2 separate regions of the Homo sapiens genome follow, and region 1 is linked to region 2. Evidence: read pairs that join two places in POLR2A ChIA-PET (ENCODE). Cell type or tissue: PC-9. All regions are shown on one strand.

The links. Peaks named below come from ENCODE experiments on the same cell type or tissue, not always from the same donor. Only the 100,000 strongest peaks of a DNase experiment are listed, where the experiment ranks them.
Region 1: POLR2A ChIA-PET joins it to region 2 with 9 read pairs; 2 of 35 experiments call an interaction of 5 or more read pairs at or near these places.

The regions. Positions count from the first base shown.
Region 1 is chr19:7,770,467-7,774,466 of GRCh38, reverse strand. LOC105372263 (a long non-coding RNA gene) reads right to left here and starts at 3,845. Exons shown (of 5, transcript XR_001753858.2): 1 at 3,812-3,845; 2 at 1,862-1,922. In PC-9, no CTCF peak of the experiment used is centred here; DNase peaks (open chromatin) are centred at 496 and 1,616; H3K4me3 peaks cover 404 bases.
Region 2 is chr19:7,545,136-7,549,135 of GRCh38, reverse strand. The region is part of intron 13 of PNPLA6 (patatin like domain 6, lysophospholipase); the gene reads right to left. Among named protein-coding and RNA genes, the nearest start is that of PNPLA6, 11 kb to the right of the region's middle. In PC-9, no CTCF peak of the experiment used is centred here; no DNase peak of the experiment used is centred here.

The DNA.
Region 1 (4,000 bases), 230 kb before region 2:
ACACTGTCGCCCAGGCTGGAGTACAGTTGCGTGATCTCTTCTTGCTGCAGCCTCTGCCTCCCGGGTTCAAGTAATTCTCCTGCCTCAGCCTCCTGAGTAGCTACAATTACAGGCACCCACCACCACGCCTGGCTAATTTTTTGTATTTTTAGTAGAGATGGGGTTTCACGTGTTAGCCAGGATGGTCTCGATCTTCTGACCTCGTGATCCACCCATCTCGGCCTCCCAAAGTGTTGGGATTACAGGCGTGAGCCACCACGCCCGGCCCAGTCTCCCCATTTAGAGTAGGGAGTAGGTAGGTAGGCAGACATGAGCCCGGTGGGAGACGCCCCCCTGCTACAAGGTGATGATCAGGTGGTTGTTAAACTGTTTCTCTAAAATAATAATTGGGCCGCTGGTCCTAGGGAAAGGCAGGCTCCCAATAGACAGAAAACACCTGGAGCTGGTGATTGGCAGCTTCCTGATAAGATCTCAGGAGCCGGGCAAGTCAGCTCAAGCATGTGCACCAAGAGGCAATCGGTAGAGGTTTTGTTTGTTTGCTTGTTTTTAGACAGAGTCTTGCTCTGTTTCCCAGGCTGGAGTGCAGTGACGCAATCTCAGCTCACTGCAACCTCTGTGTCCTGGGTTCAAGTGATTCTCGAGCCTCAGCCTCCCAAATAGCCAGGACTACAGGCGCATGTCACCATGCCCCACTAATTTTGTATTTTTGGTAGAGATGGGGTTTTGCCATGCTGGCCAGGCTGGTCTTGAACTCCTGACCTCAGTGATCCACCCACCTTGGCCTCCCAAAGTGCTGGGATTACAGGTGTGAGCCACCGCACCTGGTGGGTGGAGTTTACCTGGTATATGACCTTCCTCTAGGACCACTAGATTGGTAACGGAAAAACACCTGAAATAAGCATGTGCACAACTTCAGTAAATACACTGTTCACGTGGCCCCCCGCAAGTGCTGGCAGGCTACTGCGCATGCAGACAGCGCACCCCAGTGAAAGAATCAGGGAAGGCCAGGCGTGGTGGCTCACGCCTGTAATCCCAGCACTTTGGGAGGCCGAGGCAGGTGGATCACCTGAGGTCAGGAGTTTGAGACCAGCCTGGCCAACATGGCGAAACCCCGTCTCTACTAAATATACAAAAAAACTAGCTGGGCGTGGTGGCAGGTGCCTGTAATACCAGCTACTCGGGAGGTTGAGGCAGGAGAATTGCTTGAACCCGGGAGGCAGAGGCTGCAGTGAGCCAAGACTGCCATTGCTCTCCAGCCTGGGTGACAAGAATGAAACTCCATCTCAACAAGAAAGAATCAGGGGAGAAGAGATGTGAAACTCCAGAGCATCCCAGCACATTAAACCCCAAGTCAAAGGTCGCACTGAGCACCTCAATCTCTCAAATTGCCTGGTTGGCCCTCTTCCAAGAGTGTACTTTACTTCCTGTTTTTCCTGCTGTAAAACCTTTTAATAAATTTTCACTCCTTCGCTAAAACTTGCCTCAGTCTCACTTTCTGTCTTACTCTTCTTGGATGAATTCTTTCCTCTGATGAGGCAAGAGCCGAGTTGCAGCAGATCCGTAACCTCAAAGTATCACCTCCCCCTCAAATACTTACTAATTAGCATGGAGGTTTTAACGTATGTTCACACATTCTTATACCCCTTTGAGTGGGGCTGGACTTAGTGACTCACTGCAAAGGATTACAGCAGTATCATTCGCCTGACAGTTTCTTTCTTTCAGCACTCTGAATATATCATCCCATTCTCTCCTGGCCTTTAAGTTTTCTGAAAAGTACTTTAAGTTTTCTGAAAGCACTGATACTTTCCCTCCTGAGAGCTGGTTGTTAAACATTTGCAGCAGGCCACGGTGATTTGCTTACCTTTGACGTTTTCCCCAAAACATTCACATTCGCCTTGATAGACATTTCTGCCAATTGCCCCCTAAAATTAAATATCAACGCATAAGATTTTGTTGGGTAGGGCTGAGCCTTGGAGAGCACCAACACAAGGTAATATCTGAGCAACTTGCTTGTACCACTATTAACAACCTTTATGCAACATCCTTCGACAGAGTGAGTGGTGCATTTGTTACAATGGATGAGCCTGCACTGACAAATCATTGTCACCCAGAGTCCACAATTTACATCAGGGCTTACTCTTGGTGTTGTACATTCTGTGATTTGAAAAAATGTGTAGTGATGTTGCAGTATCATACGGTAGTTTCCCTGCCCTAAGAATCCTCTGTGCTCCACCTATTCACAAATAGATTTTCAACAGTCTTTTGAAGGATTGCCAAACAGATTTTAAACAAATTTGACAAGTGGATTATCTGGAATATGATAAAGAGGTTGCAGCTAGGAAGAGTAACTTCTTCAGATCAGAGAATGGGGAGGGAGCCAGCTTTCTTTTTTTTCTTTTTTTTTTTTTTTTTGAGACCAAGTTTCCCTCTTGTCGCCCAGGCTGGAGTGCAATGGTGTGATCTCAGCTCACTGCAACCTCCACCTCCCAGGCTCAAGCGATTCTCCTGCCTCAGCCACCTGAGTAGCTGGGATTACAGGCACGCGCCACCACGCCCAGCAAATTTTTGTATTTTTAGTAGAGACGGGGTTTCACCATGTTGCCCAGGCTGGTCTCGAACTCCTGACCTCAGGTGATTTACCCACCTTGGCCACCCAAGGTGCTGGGATTACAGGCGTGAGCCACCACGCCCAGCCGGGAGCCAGCTTTCATTATCACTGTAGAGATTGATGGGTTTTGGTTCCAGGCACACACATGACTTATTCAAAAAGTAAAGTAAGACCTTCAAAGCTAGAGTCATGTAAAAATCATCTAAAAAAAGAAATTGCACAAGAATCTCTGAGAACATTTTGATGGAGAAGAACCATGACTGACAGGTGTCAAAACATACTATAAGTTTGGCTTGAGTTTCACCAGGGACAAAGCCTGTGACAAGGATTTTGATACAAGTGGTTTATCTGGGAGGAGGTTCCAAGAAGTACCAGAAGACAAGGGGGAAAGTGAAGAGGGGCAGGTAGGAAAAGGAAGGAAGCCAATTTACAGGCATGGACGAGCTTATGACCCATGTGGGCAACTGGGGCTCAGTTTCTCCAGGAGCCTCTGGTAGATGATGTAGAATGGGGGTCCCTGTCCCCTGGGCCACCAGTACTAGTCCGTGGCATCTTAGGAACCAGGCTGCACAGCAGGAGGTGAACAGAGGGCGAGCGAGTGAAGCTTCATCTGTATTTACAGCCACTCCCCATTGCTTGCATTACTGCCTGAGCGCTGCCTCCTGTTGGATTAGCGGTGGCATTAGATTCTCATGGGAGTGGGAACCCTATTGTACACTGTACACACGAGGGATCTAGGTTGCACACTCTTTATGAGAATCTAATGCCTGGTGATCCATCGCTGTCTCTCATCACCCCCAGATGGGACCATCTATTTGCAAGAAAACAAGCTCAGGGCTCCCACTGATTCTACATGATGGTGAGCTGTATAATTATTTCATTATATTCTACAGTGCAATAATAATAGAAATAAAGTGTACAATAAATGTAATGTGCTTGAATCATCCTGAAATGATCCCCTTCCCCTGGTCCGTGGAAAAATTGTCTTCCATGAAACTGGTCCCCGGTGCCAAATAAGGTGGGGACCACTGATATCAAATAAGCCGCAGCCAGTTATGGTGGCTCACGCCTGTAATCCCAGCACTTTGGGAGGCCGAGGCAGGTGGATCACCTGAGGTCAGGAGTTCGAGACCAGCCTGGTCAACATGGTGAAACCCTGTCTCAACTAAAAATACAAAAAAAAAAAAAAAAAGAAAAAATTACCTGGGAGTGGTGGCACGTACCTGTAATTCCAGCTAGTTGGGAGGCTGAGGCAGAATCGCTTGAACCTGGGAGGTGAAGGTTGCAGTGAGCTCAGATCGTGCCATTGCACTCCAGCCTGGGTGACAAGAGCAAAACTCCGTCTCAAAAAACAAAAGCAAACAAACAAAAAACAACAACAAAAACAAGCCT
Region 2 (4,000 bases):
ATATAAATATAAATAAATATAAAAATATTTTTTAGCCGGGCGCGATGGCTCATGCCTGTAATCCCAACACTTTGGGAGGCCTGAGGCAGGCGGATCACGAGGTCAGGAGATCGAGACCATCCTGGCTAACACGGTGAAACCACGTCTCTACTAAAAGTACAAAAAATTAGCCAGGCGTGGTGGCGGGCGCCTGTAGTCCCAGCTACTTGGGAGTCTGAGGCAGGAAAATGGCGTGAACCCGGGAGGAGGAGCTTGCAGTGAGCCGAGATCGCGCCACTGCACTCCAGCCTGGGCGACTGAGCGAGACTCCGTCTCAAAAAAAAAAAAAAAAAAAGAAAAATTTTTTTACATAGATTATATATAGATGAGCAGCATCTCTCTCTCTATATATATATGTGTGTATATATATGTGTGTGTATATATATATATATGTTCCATATACCCAGGATTCAACCAACCTTGGATCTAAAATATTCAGGAAAAAAAAATTGCACCTGCGCAGACCATTTACAGACTATTTTCCCCGTTTTTCCCTAAATAATACAGTATAATGACTATTTACATAGCATTTACATTGTATTAGGTATTATAAGTAATCTCGAGATGATTTAAAGCAAGCTTGTCCACCCTGCTGCCCACGGGCTGCACGTGGCCCAGGATGGCTTCGAATTTGGCCCAACACAAATTCATAAACTTTGTTAAAACATTATGAGATTTTTTTTTTTTTTTTGCGATTTTTTTTCTTTTAGCTCATCAGCTATCTTTAGTGGGGTTTTTTGGTTTGTTGGTTTTGAGACGGTGTCTTGCTCTGTTGCCCAGGCTGGAGTGCAGTGATACAAACTCGGCTCACTGCAACCTCTGCCTCCAGAGTTCAAGTGATTCTCCTGCCTCAGCCTCCCAAGTAGCTGAGATTAAAGGTGCCTGCCACACGCCTGGCTAATTTTTGTATTTTTAGTAGAGACGGGGTTTCACCATGTTGGCCAGGCTGGTCTTGAACTCCTGACCTCAGTGATCCAACCGCCTTGGCCTCTCAAAGTGCTGGGATTACAGGTGTGTGCCACTATGCCCAGCTATAACTGTTAGTGTATTTTATGTGTGGTCCAAGACAATTCTTCCAATGTGGCCCAGGGAAGCCAAAAGATTGGACACCCCTGATTTAAAGTATACTGAAGGGGCTGGGTGTGGTGGCCCACAACTGTAATCCCAGAACTTTGAGAGGCCTAGGTGTGAAGATCGCTTGAGCCCAGGAGTTCAAGACCAGCCTGGGCAACATAGTGAAACCCTGTCTCTACAAAAAAAAAAAAAAAAAAAAAAAAAAAAAAAATTTTTAATTAGCCAGGCATGGTAGCATGTGTCTATAGTCCTGGCTACTCTGGAGGCTGAGGCAGGAGGATTGCTTGAGCCTAGATGTTTGAGGTTGCAGTGAGCTATGATAGCGTCACTACACTCCAGCCTAGGCTACAGTGCAAGACCCCGTCTCTAAAATAAATTAAAGGCCAAGTGCGGTGGCTCACGCCTGCAATCCCAGCATTTTGGGAGGCCAAGGCAGAAGGATCGCTTGATAGTTTCAGCCCAGGAGTTGGAGACCAGCCTGGGCAACATAGTGAGACCCCCGTCTCTAAAAAAAGTAAGAGTAAAATGGGCAAAAGATCTGAATAAAAACTTCTCCAAAGAAGATATACAAATGGCCAATAGGCACATAAAAAGCTGTTCAACGTCAAGTCATTAGAGAAATGCAAAGCAAAACCACAATGACATACTACACTTCACACCCACAAAGATGGCTAGAATTACAAAGGGTTAGAGAGAATGTAGAGAGACTGGAATTCACATACACTGTCAGTGGAAATGTAAAATGGTGCCGCTGCTTTGGAAAACAGTCTAGCAAAGAAACAAACAAACACACAGTGCTTAAAAAAATTAAAAATAGAGGCTGGCCATGGTGGCTCACATCTGTAATCCCAGCACTTTGGGAAGCTGAGGTGGATGGATCACTTGAGGTCAGGAGTTCAAGACCAGCCTGACCAATATGGTGAAACCGTGTTTCTACTAAAAATACAAAAATTAGCTGGGCGTGGCAGCGTGTGCCTGTAATCCCAGCTACTCAGGAGGCTGAGACAGGAGAACTGCTTGAACCTAGGAGGCAGAGGTTGCAGTGAGCTGAGATCGCGCCACTGCACTCCAGCCTGGGCGACATAGCGAGACTCCCTCTTAAAAAAAAAAAAAATTGAATTGGCTTATAACCCAGCAATTCAACTCCTAGGTATATACCCAAGAGAAATGAAAACATATGTCCAAGCACTTTGGGAGGCCAAGGTGGGAGGATCACTTGAGCCCAGGAGTTTAAGACCAGCCTGGGAAACATAGTGAGACCCCACCTTTAAAAAAATAAATAAAATATATGTCTACACAGAAGCCCTTACATAAGGCCGGGTGCAGTGGCTCATGCCTGTAATTCCAGCACTTTAGGAGGGTGAGGCAGGCGGATCACCTCAGGTCAGGAGTTCAAGACCATCCTGGCCAACATGGCGAAACCCTGTCTCTACTACAAATACAAAAATTAGGTGGGCATGGCCAGGTGCAGTGGCTTATGCCTGCCTCAGCTTCCCGTGTAGCTGGGACTACAGGCATGCGCCACCATGCCTGGCTAATTTTTTTTGTTTGTTTTTTGTAGAGACTGGGTTTTGCCATGATGCCCAGGCTGGTCTCGAACTCCTGGACTCAAGAGATCCTCCCGCCGCGGCCTTCCAAAGTGCTGGGATTACAGGCGTGAGCCACTGTGCCCAGCCTAAAGTATATACTTTAAATGGGTAAATTGTATAGTACATGAATTATAGCTCAATAAAACCATTACACCCCCCCAAAAAATATTGTTTCACTTGAGGCCCACTGACTTCCTTTTTTATTTCTTAGAGATCAACCTATTTCTTCCCACCACACAACATTTGCACAAGCTCTTCCTTCTGCCTAGAATGACCTTTCCTCCCACCTGCACCCAGTTTGTTCCTCCCCCTCCTTCCTTCTTAGGTCATGCCCTTAGAGGTGCCACCCTGTCTAAGCCAGACTTTGTAGTGCCAAGATCATTTCCTTTGTGACACTAAGCACTTATGATTTTACAAGAATTTGTGTAATCCTTTGAGTCATGTCTCTCAGAATACGGTGGGCTGCCCAAGGGCAGGGACCACTAAGGGTTTTCCCTGCCCACTTTTTTTTTTTTTTTTTTTTTGAGACAGGGTCTCACTCTGTTGCACAGGCTGGAGTGCAGGGGTGCGATCTCAGCTCACTGCAACCTGTCTCCTGGGTTCAAGTGATTCTCCTGCCTCAGGCTCCCGAGTAGCTGGGACTAGAGGCGCCCGCCATCGTGCCTGACTAATTTTTGAATTTTTAGTAGAAATGGGGTTTCACCATGTTGGCCAGGATGGTCTCGAACTCCTGACCTCAAGTGATCCTCTCACCTCGGCCTCCCAAGGTGCTGGGATTACAGGCGTGAGCCACCGTGCCCAGCCATTTTCCTGCCTCTTGTCCAGCCAGCAGCACACAGTTCGAGATGGGGCAAATGCTGGGTAAACACGTTTCTTTCTTCTTTGGGTAGCCTGACCAGCTAGAAACCTTCCTGTTCCATCCCTTTATAAATAAGGAACTGAAACCGCCCAGAAATGGAGAGATTCCTTCTTTATCCACCACACCAACCTGTCTGGTACCCAGTGAAGCTCCACCTGCCAAAACACTGCAGGGACCCCTGGGTGAGGCACAGTCCCAGGAGATATAAACACATGCTGGAACCTTCTAAGACAGAATTTCCAGACTGTGGCCAGGTGCCGAGGATCACGCCTGTAATCCCAGCACTTTGGGAGGCTGAGGCGAGTGGATCACTTGAGGCCAGGAGTTTGAGACCAGCCTGGCCGACATGGTGAAACCCCATCTCTAGTGCAACTACAAAAATTAGCCAGGCGTGGTGGCACGTGACTGTAGTCCCAGCTTCGAGGGAGGCTGAGGTGGG